2 separate regions of the Mus musculus genome follow, and region 1 is linked to region 2. Evidence: chromatin contacts called from ENCODE POLR2A ChIA-PET data. All regions are on one chromosome and are shown on one strand. The core of a region is the stretch at or near the end of the contact, and the rest is flanking DNA. Distances in the headings are between cores, read along the strand shown.

What was found. ChIA-PET counts read pairs that join two places held with the same protein, here RNA polymerase II (POLR2A).
Region 1: POLR2A ChIA-PET joins it to region 2 with 14 read pairs in embryonic stem cell. The contact joins the promoter of Slc2a4 here to the promoter of Polr2a in region 2. POLR2A ChIA-PET finds 5 or more read pairs at or near these places in 3 of 5 experiments (Patski and embryonic stem cell).

What each region holds. Positions count from the first base shown.
Region 1 is chr11:69,945,647-69,949,986 of GRCm38, reverse strand. Slc2a4 (solute carrier family 2 (facilitated glucose transporter), member 4) reads left to right here and starts at 1,797. Exons shown (of 11, transcript NM_009204.2): 1 at 1,797-2,038; 2 at 3,303-3,419; 3 at 3,529-3,701; 4 at 3,794-3,918; 5 at 4,034-4,149; 6 at 4,262-4,340. The coding sequence starts at 2,006.
Region 2 is chr11:69,755,805-69,760,152 of GRCm38, reverse strand. Polr2a (polymerase (RNA) II (DNA directed) polypeptide A) reads left to right here and starts at 1,520. Exons shown (of 29, transcript NM_001291068.1): 1 at 1,520-2,022. The coding sequence starts at 1,930. Slc35g3 (solute carrier family 35, member G3) reads left to right here. Exons shown (of 2, transcript NM_019871.2): 2 at 1-269. The coding sequence ends at 18.

The sequences.
Region 1 (4,340 bases), core at 548-3,047, 190 kb before region 2:
TTCGGCTTAGGTGTTTTGTTTTGTTTTGAAACCTTGGCTGTTCTGGAACTCACTCTGTAAACCAGGCTGGCCTTGGGGTTAGAGATGTGCCCCACCACCCCTGGACATTCTTCTCTCTTTTTATTTTTAATTATTTTTTTAAAGATTTATTTATTTATTATATGTAAGTACACTGTAGCTGTCTTCAGACACTCCAGAAGAGGGAGTCAGATCTCGTTACGGATGGTTGTGAACCACCATGTGGTTGCTGGGATTTGAACTCTGGACCTTTGGAAGAGCAGTCAGATGCTCTTACCCACTGAGCCATCTCACCAGCCCCTAATTATTATTTTTTATGTGAATGGGCATTTTGCCTGCATATATGTCTGTGTACCACATGTGTACCTGGGGCCAGTGGAAGCCAGAAAAGGGTGTTGGAGCCCCTGGAACTGAAGTTACAGATGGTTGTAGCTTCCACATGTGTGCTGGGAATCAAACCTGATTCTGGAAGAGCAGTCAATGCTTTTATCTGCTGAGCCATCTTTCTTGCCCCTCCACCCTCCTCTTCAGGGAAGAGGAGAAGCAAGAAAAGCAGTCATGACAGGATAGTCCAGAATAAAGTGGTAGTGGTACGGATGAAGAAAACCAATGTGCAAGAGAAGTCAAAACACCAACATTGAGAAGACACCATGAAAGTGACTGGTTAGCTCCTTGGGAAAAGGAACTTGAAGGAGGTCCATACTTGTACGTGTTCGTCATATAAACGGTACCATTCTGGCGGCAGCTAGACTCAGGTCTGGCGTTCCATAGAGGGCTGGGTTGTAGGTTATTGAGCTCTCAGGGGAAGGGTTAATAGAAGAGAGCCACCCCAGAAGTTAGCTACCCTGGTGCAATCCACTAAGGTTCCTCGCTCTCCCTCTAGGTGGCGCCAGAAGCCTTGCACTTCTCTTGGGCCTTTTTCTGAATTGAGCTCTCTCTCCACATTCTTCGCCAGCTCTCTCCCTGGACGTGCTTAGGTCGTGCCCTCTCAGCTGTAGACCCAAAACAGTAGCTGACTCTGGAAAGCTTGTCGCCCACGCGGCCAGCACATGCCTGGAGGCTCAGGGACTTCAGGGAGGGTGGTGTGACTGGCGTGAGCACCTGTCCCTTGGGTCCCCTCCAAGAACCAGTGTAGAGACTATGTGGAGGGGATGGGCCAGTAGGCAGCGCGCCGCCCAGAGATGCGTGGAAAGAAAGGACGATCAGGCATGGTCTCCAGATACACTAGGAACGGAAGTTATTGGTCCCTTGGATCATCTCCTCGTGGGAAGCGTGTCGCGGACCCTTTAAGGCTCCATCTCCTTTGCCCTCCCCCGCCTGGGACAGGCTGGGACACCCGGGACCTGACATTTGGCGGAGCCTAACGTGGGAACTAAAAATAGCCACTCCGGGTTACTTCGGGGCATACACACATACACACACACACACACACACACACACGCGGGCTCTATGTCATCCTGCTGGAGTTACCCCGTACCCTGGCAAGTACATGTAGCCCATACCCTCCTCTTCGACCTTTCAGGGGGACCAGCTGCACTCAATTCTTTCAGAAATTTCGCAGTCCAAGATTTTGGATGGCGGGAAGAGCCTTTTGTTCCAAGGACCCTACTTTGAAAACTCAGAAGCAGGCGGGAACCTTAGGGGCGTGTCTCCCCAGCCAGCACTAGGGCTAGGGGTGGGGGCGTGGCCTTTTGGGGTGTGCGGGCTCCTGGCCAATGGGTGTTGTGAAGGGCGTGTCCTATGGCGGGGCGGGAGTGGGGAGGTGGCTTCAGCTCTCCGCATCTTTCCCCCTCAAGCGGGTCTCACTAGATCCCGGAGAGCCTTGGTGCTCTCCGGTTCCGTGGGTTGTGGCAGTGAGTCCCACCAGACCCGCCCTTTGCACACGGCTTCCGAACGCCGGGGTCTCGTGCCGGCCAGGCCCGGACCCTATACCCTATTCATTTTTTTCTTATTGCAGCGCCTGAGTCTTTTCTTCTTTTAAAACAAGATGCCGTCGGGTTTCCAGCAGATCGGCTCTGACGTAAGGTTCAGCATACCGGGGCGAATTGGGAAATCTGGTCCAGTTTTTCTTGGGCTGAGTTTGGGGTTGGGGTCAGCTAGGAGGCGGTTCTTGCGCAGGCGCAGGGGTTGGAGATGGGGGGCTGGCTATTTATATTCAGCCTAGACAACCCGTGACTGTCAAATTCCAATCCCGCCAAGAGACAGAGTGGGTCCGAGAGACTCTTTACGCGCCCAGGCTGAGAGACTGGATTCTCGGGAATCCAGAACTTGTCTCCTAGCCTACTGTGCACTGCATGGGGTGACACTCTGCCCACGACTCTATTTGGAATGGTAGATCCAGAGTCTCGCCTTCCCTTCCCGGAGCTGTTCAGATTTACGGTGTTTCTAGGACCCGAGCACTTCGGGGGCCCCACCCCCACTGCTGGCTGTCTTCCAGGAGGCTGAACTTTCTCTCGGCCTTGCGGTGGGTGGAGGGGCAGAGGGGAGTGTCAGCCCCCCCCCCCAGCTCAGGTTTCCTCTTGGAGACAGACTGTGCCGCCAGCAGTAGCCACCACTGCCACCGCCCCTCACACCACTCACTACCATCCCTCCTCTTCCCCTGGGCATGGCTCTCTCTCCCTGCTAAAATCCCCCCTCACATCCCCGAGTACTTGGTCCCAGTTTAGGAGCTGAGGGTTGGCTAGGCCTAGACCTAAAAGGCTACCCCAAAGCAATGACCCAGACGCCCTTTCTGGACTAGCCATTCTTGGGCCTGTTTACGGCCTACTGGAGCAAGCTGAGAGAACTTCCAGAAGGAAGAGACAAGGGCTAGAGGTGATGTTAAAACATTATTTATATTAGTTTATAAAACAGGCACTGTCTGGGATACTGTTATAGTTGATTTTGATTTTTCAAGTGTTTTCACAGACTGACAGGTAGCCGAGGGAGGCAATATCACCTGACAGAAGAGGAAATCCAGGTTCAGTTTAGAGTGGGGAAGTGACTTACCCAAGGTCACACAAGTCTTGAGTCTGTCTCAAGGTCACAGGGGAATTTTGAGGTCCAGATCCTCAAACTTTTGCCTGTGGTGTGGACACAGAGATCGGTTTTTTCCTACATGCCCAGGTTCCTGTGGCGTTCTGTTTACAGTGAGATCTTTGTACAATTCCTAATATGGCCCACTTTCTCTCATCCAGTATGTTGGATGGAGCCCAGAATCTTCATGCTGCAGCTAGGCCTGGGCCCCTGAAGGAAGTCAAACATGACTCTACATGACATACCTTCCTTTGTTTCTGTCTGTCCAGGATGGGGAACCCCCTCGGCAGCGAGTGACTGGAACACTGGTCCTAGCTGTATTCTCAGCTGTGCTTGGCTCCCTTCAGTTTGGCTATAACATTGGGGTTATCAATGCCCCACAGAAGGTGAGTGACCTACCAGCTGTTGGGGTGTGGTGGGCGGGGTATATCAGGCAGTGGAAAGAGAAAGGTCTCTAGAGTTACTCCCATATTCCCCCCCCTCCCTCGCAACCAGGTGATTGAACAGAGCTACAATGCAACGTGGCTGGGTAGGCAAGGTCCTGGGGGACCGGATTCCATCCCACAAGGCACCCTCACTACGCTCTGGGCTCTCTCCGTGGCCATCTTCTCTGTGGGTGGCATGATCTCTTCCTTTCTCATTGGCATCATTTCTCAATGGTTGGGAAGGTATGGAGCTGGAGGGCAGAGGAGGGGAGGAGTAGGACGGAGGGCCACAGCATGGGTGTCGTGACCAGCCCTCCTCTCTGTGTGCCTGCCAGGAAAAGGGCTATGCTGGCCAACAATGTCTTGGCCGTGTTGGGGGGCGCCCTCATGGGCCTAGCCAATGCCGCGGCCTCCTATGAGATACTCATTCTTGGACGGTTCCTCATTGGCGCCTACTCAGGTACCCACAGGTGCTATGGCTCTACTCTGTGCCTCTGCTCTCCTTAATGTATGTGTATGAGCTTCTATATGGAATATGCAGCTATCCTCGGCTCTCTCTTCTTCCTTCTGCCCAGGGCTAACATCAGGGCTGGTGCCCATGTATGTGGGAGAAATCGCCCCCACTCATCTTCGGGGTGCCTTGGGAACACTCAACCAACTGGCCATCGTCATTGGCATTCTGGTTGCCCAGGTAAAAAGACCTGGCTTTGTGGGGAGCTGGAGTAGGAGTTGGAGAGGACGCCTGCATTTGGGCTGGAAGGAAGAGCAAAGTCACTTTTCCTCTTTCCTGTCTTTTCCTACAGGTGCTGGGCTTGGAGTCTATGCTGGGCACAGCTACCCTGTGGCCACTGCTTCTGGCTCTCACAGTACTCCCTGCTCTCC
Region 2 (4,348 bases), core at 271-2,770:
GGGCAAACGGAGGAATGAAATCAAACTTGAGGGGGGGAGGGGGGACAGGGGTAAATAGGAGAGATGGGAATAAAAACCATGGGAGAACAAATGCCTGGCAAAGAACTGGTGTGGAGGACCAGTGAGATAGCTCAGCAGATAGAGGCTAATGCTACCAAGCCTGATCTATATGGTAGATGGAGAGAACCGACTCCTACAGATTATTCTCTCTATACATTCGCTGTGGCGTGCTTACACACAAAATAAAAAATATATATTAAAGCAAAAAACTGGTGTGGAGAGAGATGCCCTAGGATTCAAGGGTGACTTGGGACTAAGTGGAGAGGAGAGACCGGGAGCATGTACAGGAACCAGGGTATGGAATTGGGGCTGGGAACAGGGAATAAGGGCATCACTCAGCAGCGAGGTCTCAGATCCAGAGGACTAAGGAAGCCTGGTAGTGGGTCAAGGGGATTAATCCCACAGGCAGGAAAGAGAAGAGCGCTGGAGATGAAGAACGAAGAATGCAGCTTGTCAGGCGAACAGCCAGCACTGGGGGAGGGGCGTGTTTCCTTTCCTTTGGAAGGTATTTTGCTTTCCTCAGTGGTGGTGCTCCCTGTCCGAGCGGTGATGTAACGCTGACATCAAGCATGAATGAATCACTGTGGTTGGCTGAGCAGTTGGCTTTGCTTTGAAAAGGAGTGGAAACATGCTCTTTTGGGAGATTCCCTTGAAACACTCAGCCGCCACCTTATTTCTGAAGTCGTCTGAAAGGTGTAGGGTTTCCTTGACCCCGAATTCCCCAAGACATCCCTATTCTGCCCCACCGCTAATCTGCTTTTCTCAGATTGTCACGGTCGCGTGATCTGCGGCTCCTGGGTAGCAGCCATTCTACTTTCAGAATAGGCCTCCGGGCTCGGGAAAAGCTTGGGCTGAACATCGAGCGCCAGGGCTCCGTAAAGCTATTAGAGCACAGGCGGTGCCCCAACGTCCTGGGGCCTCTCCACTAATAACGGCTACTTCCAATTGATTGGACGCGCCATCTTGCCTGCCTTATGCATATTCAGCGGTGAACTGAATATTCATGAACGAGGCCCGTCCCGTCCCTCCCTCCTTCCCCCCACCCCCGGAACCCGCTCCGGAGGACCCGAAGGGCCCCGCCTTCATTACCGATGCGTAGGACAAACCATTTTCCCGATGTGTGTGGGGGGATACTAATGAGAGACTTTAGCTGAAAATGAGCCTGAACTCCGAAGCTGAGTAAAAATGGCCTAACTTTATCCTCCGTTCTGTAAGTCCTCGGTTTGAGTGCACGGGAAACCCGAAAGGAGGACGACAGGACCAGGAACATTCTCCTCCTCCTGTCGCGTCAGAAAGAACACCCAACCAGGGAGCCGGAGCCCTAGCGTCAACAACTCCGCCGCGCGCGCTCCGTGTAGGCCGGTGCGGGCGGCCCCGTAGCGCAAGGGAGGGCGGGAAAGGAAGGGGCGGGACACAAGGGCGAATCTATAAAGGGCGTCACTCAGCCAGTTCTCTCCTCAGAAGCGCCGAGAGCGCGACCGGGACGGTTGGAGAAGAAGGTGGCTCCCGGAAGGGGGAGAGACAAACTGCCGTAACCTCTGCCGTTCAGGATCCCGGTTACTTATTTATTCGTTACCCCTTTTCTTCTTCCTCCCTCCCAAAACCTCCTCCTCTCCTCCCTTCTTTTGTTTCCTTTTTGGGAGCCGACGAATCTCCGGAAAGGGAGAAAAGGCTTTCTTTCAGCCCTTTTCGTTCCTCTGCCTTCCCCCCCCCTTCCCCCCTCCCCCACCTTTCCCTCCTCCAGCCTTTCCCTCCCTATCCCGGGAGGTCTTTCCTGGTGGCCGCCCGGACGGGTTCTGAGCACTTAGGCGGCGGTGGCGCAGGCTTTTTGTAGCGAGGTTTGCGCCTGCGCAGCGCGCCTGCCTCGCCATGCACGGGGGTGGCCCCCCCTCCGGGGACAGCGCATGCCCGCTGCGCACCATCAAGAGAGTGCAGTTCGGAGTCCTGAGTCCGGATGAATTGGTAAGATAGTCCGCCCGTCTCTCTGCTATGCCTTTGGCTGATGATCCTCTGGGAAGATGGGTCAGTGATGCTGATGTTGTGCGGGGGTCCAGCCTTCAAAAGTTAAATTATGCCAGGACTTAAACAAGCGAAATGCTATGCCTGAGATGAGTGCTTGACTGGACAGAGAAGAAAGATGTTTCCATACTTGAGCATTGCTGCGGTTCAACGAGACAGGGTTGAAAGTTGTACAGGAAGTGGATCCCCAGTTTTAGTTCTTTCACCAATATTGAGCATCCTGCTATGTGACAGTAATCAGACACTAGGAACACAGCTGCACAATAAATATAACAGAAACTCTACCTTCTAAAACACTATGGGAAAAACAGAGAAGAGAGCTTAAGAACAAAAAGAAATGAGCAAAAATAAGTACCTAGATTAAAGCAAAATGAGGAAATGCTGTAAGAAGTCACTGAAATTGAATGGTGTCAGGGTTTGGAAGACATACTTGCCAGGGATGGTGACATTCCCAAGTAATATCAGTCATCAGAGCTATTTTTTTAGGTGGAGGAAACAAGTGTCATGGGACTGAGAGGGAAATAAACTTGTATTCTAGAGACTGAAAAGCCAGTGTTGGGGCAGGCAGGGTTAGTGGGTGCGGAGAGTGCACTGAAGAAGCACGGGATATTGTAAATTACGCTCTAGAGAGTCCAAATTTCTGTTTTCAGTAGGAAACCACTGGGTAATTATAAAGGTGACAGTAGTAACTTATACACACACGCATGTACAGAAGCTCCGTAAAGAGCTGATGTGAAGTGGGTGAGGATAGACAAGGGATAGCTTTTGGAGACTTGGACTTCTTCCTCCTGAGAGGAATAGAGAGTGGAATTAAACAGCTGATTCTAGACTGAGGCAGTCCTGTTGGGGTAAGGGCTCAACTATAGCAGAACTCAAAAGAAAAAACAGAAAAACCTACATCAGGGCTGGTAAGATGGCTCAGCAGGTAAGAGAACTGACTGCTCTTCCGAAAGTCATGAGTTCAAATCCCAGCAACCATATGGTGGCTCACAACCATCTGTAATGAGATCTGATGCCCTTTTCTGGAGTGTCTGAAGTCAGCTACAGTGTACTTACATATAATAAATAAATCTTAAAAAAAAAAAAACAAAGCCCTACATCAGGTTTCTGGACATCCAAGACCTCACAGACCGACACAAAATAAATTCCAGATAATTAAAGTAATAAAACATTAAGAAAGAACAGGATTTTAGGGGAGCTGATACCAGAGGACAAACCTTACATTAATAAATAAAGGTAAATTTTCTGATGATCCTACAGTAAGCTAAGCATTGTACTAAAAGAGTAAGGCAGACATGGGCCACTTTTATCAGAGGCTCTAGAACAGAACTAAAATAAGTATATTGGGAAACAAATTTGTACTGTGATGGACAGGGTTTGATTTTTCAGGGTTTTGTTCTGTTTTGCTTTTGAAGCAGGGTCTCTGTATGTAGCACTGGCTATCCTGGAGCTCATAGCCCAGGCTGAATTTTGCTGGGACTGAAAGTCAGCCTTGTGCATGCTAGGCAAGTGCTCTTGACCACTTGGCTACATGTATTTGAAGCTCTTGGTATTTTGAAGCAGAATCTTGCTGTTCAGTTCAGGCTGCCCTGCAAATGGTGATTCTTCTGCCTTACCTTTCTGAGTGCTGAGAGCATAAGCCCATCTCACCTGGCGTGGTTAGACTTTTTTTTCCTTTAACAAATTAAAAATAAAAGGGGGTGGGGTGGGGCTGGAGAGATGGCTCAGTGGTTAAGAGCACTAACTGCTCTTCCAGAGGTCCTGAGTACACACACATGGTAGCTCACAACCATCTGTAATAGAAATTGATGCCCCTTTCTGGTGTGTCTGAAGACAACAGCAGTGTACTCATAAAATAAATCTTTTATTTTTTTAAAGGTTTCCTAATAACAAGTTAAAAAGAGTTTCTTAATCTGGTAGCAAAAATAATGAGAAGATGAGTGACCTCATGCATTATTGATAGAAGAATAAGTTGGTTAGCTTTTTGGAGATCATTCAGTCTTTAATATATGTATCTCTTGACCCAGCATCAAACCAAGAATTTATTTAATTTTTAAATTGAGACAGGGTTTCTTTGTATAGTTCTGGAACTTGCTCTGTAGACCAGGCTAGCCTCAACCTCACAGAGACCTGCATCCCAAGTGCTGCCACCACCACCTGGCCAGGCCAGCCTTTACCTTTACGATGGTACCTACCCACTGACCTCTGTTCTGAGTAGCCCTGCCTCAGTCTTCCAGTAGTTGTAGAGATGTTTTCATCATGGTCCTTC